2 separate regions of the Mus musculus genome follow, and region 1 is linked to region 2. Evidence: chromatin contacts called from ENCODE Hi-C data. All regions are on one chromosome and are shown on one strand. The core of a region is the stretch at or near the end of the contact, and the rest is flanking DNA. Distances in the headings are between cores, read along the strand shown.

Region 1 (5,826 bases), core at 548-3,047, 940 kb before region 2:
AAAACACAAGGATATTCTAGAAGCTGCATTAAGGGTTGGGGAATGGAGGATCATGCTTATAAACCTGGGACTGGAGAGGCAGAGACAGACAAATCCCTGAGATTCCATGACTAGCCTTATTCATGAATTTCAGGCCAAGGAGAAACCCTGTCTCCATGACACCTGAGGTTAACTTGGGCCTCCACACGACTCTGAATGGAGTCCCAGCAATGAAGCTTTTTGCTCTGGGACAGTCAGAGAGGCATATTAAAAAAGGAACCCAACACACTTGATGTTGGGGTGAACCAAAGCAGATTTCAGCTGGGAAAGGCTCTTAACTTATGGCATGCAAGGCATCAGGAGCCTCAGTTACATAGCTATCAGGAACTGACTTTGGACCAGGTTCGTGAGTCGCATGAACCTGGAAGCAACTTCTCCCTCCGAGAATCCAGTAAAGAAGCCAAGCCCACTAACACCTTGGTATGACCTAGTAAGCACGTTGCTTAGCGACAAATCTCATATTTTTTTTCTTACAAATAAATGGGGTACCTCTCTGAAAACACCAGCACTCCAGCCTACAACAACGATGTCCTTCCTTAATGGCTCTTCTGTCCTGGCGACTCCTTATGTCCCAGCACCTTCCTTATAACTATGAAGTCCTGACTCTAGGTGCACTAACTACCAAGTTCCCTGATATCTTTTCTCAAGTTTGATCTTTGATAATAATTCCCTAGATCCTTACGTACTCATCTCCCTCCACCCCTAACAGCAATAATCATAAAAAAAACCCAAACAAACCATTGACAGATACTTGTCAGTAAGGACGGCATGCTGGAATAATATACTATATTATTGACCATATATTATCGAAGAAGAAAATTTAGGCACAAGAAACCTAAGCAAAGTTTCCCAGGATCACAAAGTGTCAGAGGCAGTCACTAGGCACTCCTGACTAAAGAATAGGACTAGCCATTCACTCTCTGCTGTAGCCCCCGGTACTTAGTTCTCCGGCGAGTTTAGCTGCCAGACTGCCAGTGTCTCAGACATCCAGCACCCGGCTCTGTTTGGGGTAAGCTTTTCACCAGTTCATTTCACTTTGACATTTTGTACTTCACCAAGTGTGTGCCACTCCGGTGGTTAATAAGCAGCTGACAGGATCAACATAAACTGCTGGGTGACGTGTAAATTAGCAGCGCCTATAGGAACACTAAGAGAAACCACACAGAATTTAAACACTGTGACTTTAAAGGCTGCTTATAAGACCAAGGCCCTCAATTCCTTCAGTTCACTTGGGCTGGGGGCGGGGAAACCCCCCAAAACAGAGCAGCCCAACCACTTTTCCCTCAGCTGTGATGCACAGATGATTTCCGAGAAGAGAAGTGAACTTTCAGAGGTTTCTCGATCAGCTGCTGGGCGACATCCGGCATCCGGTCTAACCACGAATCTCAGATGTCATAGCAACACAGGTCACTGGGAACCCAAAATAGTCCTGCCCAGAGCTCTTTCCACTTCTCACTTGAGCATGTGCGGGAAAGGTGTCTGTCTGTCAGCCAGCACCTGCTGCTCTTCAGAGACTGGGTGATGCGCGCCGCCGCCGCTGCTGTTGTTTAATCAGCCTTGTCTATCCAGCAGCAACCCTTTCTAGACAAGCTCTTTTCCTTTTATCCACGAGTCTCCCAGACTCTTTCGGATCCACACGCACATGTGGTGATCCACAGGGCTTGACAATGTGTGAAATCCCCTCTAATCCCGGGCCCTTCCTCGCTTCACTCCAAAGCTCGATGTTTTCCTTTTGTAGAAACTCACTGGAGGCCTTAAGAGAGATAACGTGCAAGAAAGACTATTTGGCTCTTCCAGAGCTCGCTGTCGCCTCGCCTCAAGTCGCGCGTATCATTTGATCACAGTTCCTGGCTCCGTGTCTGCAGAGAGACACTCCGCTGCAATAAGCAGTTTACTCCTAAAGAACTCACTATTCTGCCTTCTCCTCCCAAGTGCTGGCATCACAGGTGTGTATCACCGCGGCCAGCTGACAATGCAGATTGGATTTGAGATCTTAAAAAAATTCACTGGGTTTTCCTGAGAACAATGTACATGTACGTCATCAAACCCAAGCTCTTGACTCTAGCTGCATATGTATCAAAAGATGGCCTAGTCGGCCATCACTGGAAAGAGAGGCCCATTGGACACGCAAACTTTATATGCCCCAGTACAGGGGAACGCCAGGGCCAAAAAAATGGGAATGGGTGGATAGGGGAGTGGGGGGAAGGGTATGGGGGACTTTTGGGATAGCATTGGAAATGTAATTGAGGAAAATATGTAATAAAAAATATTTTTAAAAATACCAATAAGGAAACGGGGATGACGGAGTAAAGCAGCTGAATTTATCCCGAGAGAAGTGTATTGTTTTAAGATGAGAAAGAAGGACATTTTGGGATGTGGGGGATGCTGAGTGCTTCATATATGCTGACGATATACTCTTTCCATAGAGCTACATAGCCATCCCCCAACAATAATTTTTAGCTGCACATTTCTATTGAGTTTAAACAGCTCATGCACAAAATTTGCTACAATAAGACACCACGAGAAAGTTCCCCTCTCTCAATTTCTGCAAAATCCTTCTTGGAGACAGATGGTCTCGGATATTCTGTGGATCAATCCACGTTTTTAATTTTAGTGTAATGATGATATAAAAAACTATACAAGGAAGCTATACCTTGCATTCTGGTCTGTCCGCAGTCTACCATTATGTGGCACAATGCTCTCTCTCAGGATGCTAGGTAGCACCAAGTTGCAGCAGCTGTCAGCCAGACGTGCGCTCGTGAAAGGTAACATTGCTCTTTTGCAATAGACACAAGTTATTAAGCTATTGTATTTGGTAGCGCAGGCTTGAGATGTTTCCAGCCTACAGTGGACTATGGGGATAGAGGAAAAACTCCCAAGAATGTTGCATCTGACATGGTATTTTTTCAAGGAAAGGGCGTCAGGAAGAGAACATACCATTAACTCCTAATAAGGGCAAAGGAAAAATGGACTCAAGGGGAGAGGGTTTAAATTTATGGAGTGTTGACTTTATGGTAGACACTTGATGTAACACTTGGCTAACTTTATTTTCTCAGTTTCTCCCAACAATCCAGTGGGGGTATCAACATTCCTCGCACCTATCACCACCGCTAAAACTCAAAGAGCAGCTCTTTGTCTCGGCTTTAACAGCTGCTGAGTGAGAGAGCCGAGGCTTACACTCTTGTCTAAGTTGTTTAGAGTACGCTGGGCAGTCTCAGCGTATTCCTAATGACCCGAGCTCCCTCTGAGCCCTGTGAAGTGAAGAGGAATAAGATGTATGGTCCGTACTCAACACCTACAGTTCTAGTCAGGAGACAGATCAAGAGAATGCCTTGGTAGGCACAAGAAAGGGTACAGAAGCCCACAAAAGCCATGAATCACAGAGGCCTCCAGGGGTAGAGGAATCCTAGAGGAGGATAGGCTAGAGAGAGGCTTGGAAGAAAGCTCAGGCTTTAGAAACACAGAGGGTCCATTTACTCTTCCAGAAGGGACTGTGTCAAACTGAGAATGCCTACGAGGAGGTCAGAGAGCGCAGTGAGCAGCTACCACTGTGTTGTCTATGTTAGCACAGGGGGAGTCCTCTGACACCCTTGTGCCTCACAGTATGGCCTAAGCTCTGATATCCGTAACCACTCCTCCCCCAGAGACTGTTAGAAATGCAGAATTCGGTGCCTGGCATCAGAAGCACTCAAACAGAATCTGCAAGATCTCCGTGAACATTTGAGAATCGCTAGGCTCAGTCTTTCCAGAGTCCTTCTTTTCGATGCATCACAAAGACTGAGCAGAATCCACAGGCCCTTTTCTCTGCCCTTTGCCCCACCCCTACCCCTTCTGCAGAAGCCTCCTTGTCTATCAGGGCCTGAGAGACGCTTCCTCTTAACTGCTCTACCTAAAACCCAGCATCCTCTTCCTGTCGCTTGAATGCCATGCTCTTCTTGGCCTCCCTCAGGGCCACTGATCTGTGAATGTCTGCCTTTGAGAATGCGAAGCAAAGCTATTGGGCACTCAGATAACTACAAAACAGGGTGACCTCTGACAGGAGCTAGTCTCAAGCAACTGGCCTGTGTATGTCGTGGTGAGCCTGAAAGAATACTGTACATCAGCATTGCTTGTGCTCCACAGGGCCTGTGAAAGGGCAGCACAGCCCTCACCTTGGAATAGGAACACCCCAGGCTTAGAGAAGTATCCCCAAACCTGGAGTGGGGCCTGCTGGCTCATCTGGCTATTTGGTTCAGACTTCTGATTCACAGCCACCATCCAAGAAGATTCCAGGTTCAGTAGAATTCAGGGAAAGAGACCCTGTGGCTGGGTGTGGCGTCATTCTTCTGTAATTCCAACATGTGGGATGCTGAGGTAAGATGACAGTGAGTTTGAGGCCACCACAGACTCCAGTTTGAGCTCCTGTTCTCCACACATATAGGAAACATTGTGCACCAACTCCGAAATGTGCTCTGGCTTCAGTCATGACACATGTTTTGAACTTGTGACTCCCAATCACATAACACAACACAATAAAGCAAGAAAGACGACGACAACAACAACAACAAATTGAACAAACTGAACTGACAGCTCTTCTTAGAGCCTTCAGAGAATTGAGGTCACAGACTGCTGCCGACAAGCAAGAGCGGCAGGCCCATGAGTGTGGAGAACGTCAGTTCACCAAAAGCAGAAGTGTGGAAACAGAAACCACTACCACCCACCAACAAATTGCTATTGTTCCCGTCTGCTCAAGCCTGAGAATTGGATATCTTAGAGGGTCTAAACAAAGGAACTTTCCTGAGTTTTACTGATATTAGACTCCTACTGTGAAAAAACAAAAGTAAAATACTGTATTGCTTCCCCACGGGGTAGGGACATCGTCATTTTAAAATATACCTGAAGTTCTGGGTTCTCCTTGCTAAGACTTAACCTTCAGGACACTGGTGCAGCAGAGCCTGACTCATGGGGTTTTACCAGGGGCTTAACTGATCTGGGAAGGGAAATACCCAACTTGGCCTCACTGAAACACGGAACTGATCCGGGACTGTTAAATTGTCTCTTCCTTCTACCAACAGGTCAACAGCCCTCCCAAGAACACAGAGAGAGCAGCAGAAAAAACCTGCAGGCCTCAAGCCGGTTCAGGAGTCTTTAGGCTGACCCAAAGATAACAGAGGTGGCACAAAGGACATGGGAAGTTCCATCTCTTTCACACATCTAAGCCTCCAGAAATGATAGCCAGATAAACACAAAGGGACACTAAACTCAGATGCCTCTACAGTGAAGCTCTTCGTGTACCCAAGTAGTAGTCTGCTCACATGGAATGTTCTAGCACCTCTACTTAGTATAAAGGACTAAGGGAAACAGCCACATGGTTTGGCATTAAGAGAAGAAATAAAGTCACTTTACAAAGCCCTGACAGTTGTCCTTTAGCCACAAGCAAGTATTTATCCTGAGGTCCTCCGGCCCTGTGAAATCCACAACAGCTGAGACATCCCTCGTGGTTCACGCCTATAATCCCATTACTTGGAAGGCTGAGTCAAGGAGCTAGCCTTGAACTTCAGGCCAGCCTGGGCTACAGAGAATGACCCTAACTAAGAAATAAAAACACACAGGAATTGTACTTTAGAGCCTTAGGAGATTATATGTTTCAAGTCATCAAGCTGTCAATGAAGGCTTTATGGTTTATTGTGATAAGAAGTTCAGTTAATTAGTAAGTATTTTAGATGATGTTCTCTTGGTGAGTCTTGTTTTTTTTTTTTTAATTAGCTATTTTCTTTATTTACATTTCAAATGTTATTCCCTTTCCTA
Region 2 (5,742 bases), core at 1,885-4,384:
CAGAAATGCATGCCCCTATGTAATTTTCACCATGCAATAAGTAGAAAATGAAGTCTATTCCCTTCAGTACTGTTGTGAGCTTTATGAAGTTTGCTTAATCATGTTGGCCTAACAGCAGCGAGGAGCAGCTAGAGGAATTGATCATTCAGCACGTAGGTATAATTATAGAGAGCCCAGGGGATTTAATAGAAATAGCACAGCAAAGATTAAGGAATTCTCTTACTCTTCCATCTTCCTGTCTGGGGGAATGAACATGACAGACAGTCTGCTACTTCCTGCAGTGGAAAGAGTGAATGTTGAAGGAAAACAGGATGGAAATGGAAGGGAAGCAGAGAGGAAATGGAAGGGAAGCAGAGAGGAAATGGAAGGGAAGCAGGAAGGAAATGGAAGGGAAGCAGGAAGGAAATGGAAGAAATCTTTAAACACTCATTTAATGGATGTGACTAGGAATGAGATTAGGAATGACTTCATCGGAGTGAACGCCATGTATAGAAAAAGTAAGTTTGCTTTCTTGTAAAGAACATGTGTGACTCTAAGCAGATGATGAAGGTGGCTATAGAGGTGGAGCAGTGTGGGCAACAACTGCTTGCATTTTCTCATCTCTCTGTCTCTGTCTCTGTCTCTCTCTTTAATTTTATTTTTTTACTTATTCACTTTACGTCTAGCTCACAGCCTCCATCCCAGTCACCCCCTTCCGCAACCCTTCCCCCACTCTCCCTCCCCCCCCCCCCCCGTTCTCATCTGAGCTGGTAGGGGCCCCTCTGAGAACACACCCCACCCTGGGACATCAAGTCTCCTCCATGCTAGGCACTTCTCTTCCCACTGAGGCAAGACGAGGAGGCAGCCCAACTAGAAGAACATATCCCACCTACAGGCATCAGCTTTTGGGGCAGTCACGTCAATCCCTCCATTCCAGTTATTTGGGACTCACATGAAGGCCAAGCTGCATATCTGCTACATATGTACGGGAAGGCCTAGGTCCAGCCTGTGTATGTTCTTTGGTTGGTAGTTCAGATTCTGAGAGCCCCAAAGGTTAGTTGACTCTGTTGGTCTTCCTATGGGGTCCTTATCCCCTTCTGGCCTGCAATCCTTCCTCCTATTCTCCCGTAGGAGTTCCCAAGCTCCATGTACTGTTTGGCTGTGGGTGTCTGAAACTGTCTCAATCAGCTGCTGGTTGGAGCCTCTCAGAGGACAAGATGCTCCTGTCTGAAGCATAACAGAGCATCTTTAGTAAAATTAGGGATTGGTGCTTGCCAATGGGATGGGTCTGGCATGGGGGGCAGCTGCAAGGCCTGGGTTTGAGCAAGTAAGGAACTCAGCCAATGCATGGAATAAGGCAGTATACATACGGTGGCCCAACACTCTTCCACTGACACCACCTCATGCTATTTCTATTAAGTCTCTTGGGCTCTCTACGACAATTATACCTACTGGCTAAATGATCAGTTTCTCTAGCTGCTGTTAGGCCAACATGATTGAGCAAACTTCATAAAACTCATGACAGTCCTTAAGGGAATAGACCTTGTTTTTGGAGCTGTCGAATGCTGAATACGTGCAGGCAGGCATACACACAGTCTTCTGGGAATGTAGCTGTTTGGAAATATAGTTAATCAGTAGGTTTTATTCTTTGCCTTTTAGTTCCTTATATGCTGTGTACAACGCATTATAATTGAGTGTCATAGAAAAAGAAAGGCACAGGACGCTTCCAGTTTTGTATGTTTGCTAGATGAATATGAACAGGGGAAAAAAGTCCATTACTGGCTCCAATATGTACTTTGGAACAATACTTCACAAATAAATATGTTATGCTTTTTCTCAAACAGAAAATGTTTGGGCATTGTTAGTTTATCATGCCCAATTAGACTATAAACGTTTGTTCCTCTTTTACTCAGAAGCGGGGTTATTTTAGATGCCACACCCACACCAGGAGTAAAGGTTTCTTAAGTTTTGCTTATGTGTCCTGTACCGTGAAATCTACGCTCAAGAGGAAAACAGTGTGTTGAACTGACACTTTCCTCTGTGGTTAATATGTAAGCCACGTATTATCTGAATTGTTTTGCCAAAACACGTCTGGCTGGGTACATTACACAGGTCACTCGCATATACATATTGGAGACAATAAGGTATCCGTAACAGCGTTGTGTGCTCACTCTTTTCATCTAATTTAAAATCGCGACGTGGTTTAGGAAAAGCTCTCTTAAGTCACAATACCAAGTTATTGCAGCAACATTTGTCCTCCGTGGCACTAAATTCCCTGTATAGTAAATTGTGTTTTCGGTTGCTTTGTCCCATAGTGTTGATCATAAGCCGTACTTAAGGATTTCAAACGGCGACAGCGCCCCCTCACCCCCCCCCCCCAAACCCCTTTTTAGTCCTAAGCTAGAAGTACCTATCAAATCCTATTTCTTTCCTTAAAGACACACAGGAAAGCGCCGCGGAAGAGATTCGTCGACTGTGCAACAGCGACCCCTGGCGGCCCGATGCTCGCAAGGCCTTGAGCACCCAGAGCTGTCTCTAATCAAGTCCCTCTTTGTTTTCCATATCTGGAGAGCGACCCGGAACTGTCTTTGAGAGTGTGGGCTGTGTTTGATACCCACAATCTAAAGCTCAAAGTTTCAGGATCTTCACTACTCACGGCGTACAACTCATGGGTCTTTGTTTTCTTTTTGTGACATTTAATGAAATGAGTTTTGTAGTTGGGTTTTGTCCCTTTCTCCTTGCCAGCGAATCACAACAACAAACTTGCACATTAGTAAAAAGCCTTTGATGGCTTTTGTCTGTTTGGGAGGAGAAAATGCCTGAAAAGTAAGTAAAGGTCTCAGGGAGGTGGGGGGAAGGAAAACGAGTATTGCTTGTAGCACGAACACCCATATGATTCATCGGTAGAAGCTGAGCTCTGGCTCCATTTCTTTTGTAGATTTCCCGGCTCCCCTCACCCCACCCCCCGCTTTGTTCCGCTTCAAACCTTTCAGAGGGCTGAAATGCATTATTACCTTGTTAAATCTCTACCCAAATCATTTCTACAGCCCGAAGCTGTTTTGACGTGGGTTGAGCATCTCTCTCTCACACACATACACACAAAAGAATTGCTTTTGTTCCCAGACGCTCTCATTGGCTGAACGGCCTCCCTTTCGGGCCAATCAGAATCTAGTTGTCAGGCTTGGCAGGCTATTTTTAACCCAACACACAAAACCACTGGGTCTTGGAGGCAGTCCGCGGCAGAATGAAAGTCCCCATAGTAAAAGGCAGCAGCTGAATGTATTTTGGATGTCACGGCGTGTTTGACATTTTCTCTTTAATTCCATATACACTGTTACATTAGCATGTGCTTTTTCGTAAACAACTAACTCAGAAATGGACCTGCGTTTTCACAAGCTCTGTATTACCCTTTTAGGAAGAGAAAGCCTAAAATATATTGTATTCAGACTTGATCCAAAAACATTTCATAGTGTGTGGACGTATTAAACACACACACACACACACACACACACACACACACACACACACAGTTTCAATACGAGTGTGAAGGTGCTTTTAACAAGGGATTTTTGTAGATTTTCATTTTGGGTTGACAAAATTTTCATCAGTGACTGAATGAGAGTTACAATAATATCCATCTTTCTCCCTTACCGCATTCAATATGTATATAATTACTGCAACATGTATACACTTTATGTGTGGCATCTAAAATTATAAATACTCAGTGTGGGGTATTTTTGTGGGGGTATTTAGATAAAGCATGGTTTGCAGCATATTCAACCGATTGTTCAGTGGGGGACTTTTTTTTTTTAACCTCCCTAAATACACTTTAAGTGACAAGGCATCAAAACACATAGTTTGTAAATTATCTAACATATCCAGGAAACGAAAAGTTGCCAGATGTGAAAATACCAGGTTGTAAAGTTTGATTCACCCCCCAACCCCCGAGCCTTCCGTTTAATAGGCCAAAAAGCAGAAAAAGCTAAGTTGATCTCAAAATATATATCACAAAGCAATTTATTGGCAGAAAAATGAAACTATTTCCTGCAAAGGAAAGGGGGGGTTGTGGAGGCCTAAATAAGAAAGATGTTAAGAATCTCCCCTGGTTCTTACAAGAGATTTTTAAATTGTAGATTTGCCTAGTATTTATTTATCCAAGCTTGGCGATATGACTTTATTTGTTGTTCTTTGTTCATCTCCTGAAAAAGGCCTGTTATTTTTTGTTGCAAACCACGAAAGTGTCATTTAAACATGGTGTCAGGCAAGTGCAGAAATCCCGCAAAGGCTCCTGGGAGACATGGCTAGGATCCTATTCAAAGATGCAGGCGTTCTTCAGGAGAGAGGCTTCCATAACAAAAGTAGCCAAGGATAAGGAAAAGTTTACACAAAAGTTCTAGCAGAACTGTGGAGAACAGTCAAGATGTAGGGAAGGTGTGTACCTTGCCTTAGCAGATTTCACTGTTGGGGAGAAATGTCCCCTGCTTTTCTGATGGTGAATTTGAACGACTGTAACAATGCACCTGGAAAAGAGGCCACTCTTTCCAACAACTGTGTGAGGCACACTAGGTCAGCTTTCTAAAACCTCTATAATAGCTCCCAGGAACTTTGCTAGGTTTAGATAGGCAACCAGCTGCTAACAATTTAGTTTAATATTCATTCTTATTAGAGTCAAAGAATCTGAAAAAAACTGAGACCAGGCAAGATTCTTTTCTCTTGGCAGTGGCATATAGCACATTGAACTCCAGTAAAAATTAATCCATGACACTTTTTTGATGCTAGGCCCTCATTCTTTGGGCCGGGTCATTTTGCTCTTGACTTAATCATCTGGGAAGTGCCTTGATTTGGGTTGTTTGTTTGTTTGTTTGTGGTTTGGTTTGATTATATGCTTGTCTGGTTTAAAAGTAAATATACAACGATCATATCAATTTTTTTAAATGTGTCTTCACCTCGCAGTCTCTGGGTTTATATATAAACTCCCTAAAGGCAAAAACTATTAGAATAAAATAGGTATATTATTATTTTTTAAAGAAAATAACATTTAACCCCTCCACCCAGCATTTGTTAAGTTTTATCCAACCCTGGTGTACATTTTCTTGTCCATGGAAGTTCTCCTGGGAGAAGAAACATATGCAGGTCCCTTGCCTGAGCCTCTATGAGAATGGTAAGCAGAAAAGGACTGGATGCTGCCAGGTTCCAAACTAACCAGGTAAGAAATGGAGTTATTGTTGTCTGCAAAATGTAGATCCCTAGGCCTCCAAGATATCTTGTGATCACCTGCTGACTAAACTGTGATCATGTTAACCGAGAGATGGGTGCAGTCCCTGAACTGAAGCCCTCATGCCAATGTGTTTGTAGAACCGATAGAGTAGACCAAACCCTAGTTCTATCATGACAAAATGGGTTCTTGCTGAGGAGTGACAGTTTTCTGTGTGTTGGGTAAAATGGTGGAGAAGGATGTCTGTCAATGACAGCTGGTGTCTTCAGCTTGCTTCTCACTTCCCAGGAGTCTTGCTTCAAGCTCCCCACCTCGCCCCACCCCACCCCCGTCCATGTTCCCTTCTGGGAATGTTTCTCAGGTTCCTCCTGAGCTGCATCCCCTTTGTCACTCCTCACCCATCTCCCCAACTTGCAGTTAAGAGTAAATCCATGGGATCCTTCTCTTTCTCTTTTTATTTATTTATTTTTTTAAATTTATTTATTATATGTAAGTACATTGTAGCTGTCTTCAGACACTCCAGAAGAGGGAGTCAGATCTCATTATGG

Evidence for each region. A loop is a pair of places that touch in the nucleus more often than their neighbours do.
Region 1: a map of v-Abl transformed pro-B cells shows a loop between it and region 2 (4-fold over the local background). The contact joins two enhancer-like sites. A Hi-C loop is called at or near these places in 2 of 37 maps with a recorded cell type or tissue (mature B cell and v-Abl transformed pro-B cells).

The regions. Positions count from the first base shown.
Region 1 is chr10:96,369,742-96,375,567 of GRCm38, forward strand. No RefSeq gene overlaps it. Among named protein-coding and RNA genes, the nearest start is that of Gm33782, 64 kb to the left of the region's middle. Within about 2 kb of position 1,798, at least 2 of the 3 ENCODE cell types and tissues checked have a DNase peak (open chromatin) inside an H3K27ac peak, as active enhancers do.
Region 2 is chr10:97,310,675-97,316,416 of GRCm38, forward strand. No RefSeq gene overlaps it. Among named protein-coding and RNA genes, the nearest start is that of Gm34044, 78 kb to the left of the region's middle. Within about 2 kb of position 3,135, at least 3 of the 3 ENCODE cell types and tissues checked have a DNase peak (open chromatin) inside an H3K27ac peak, as active enhancers do.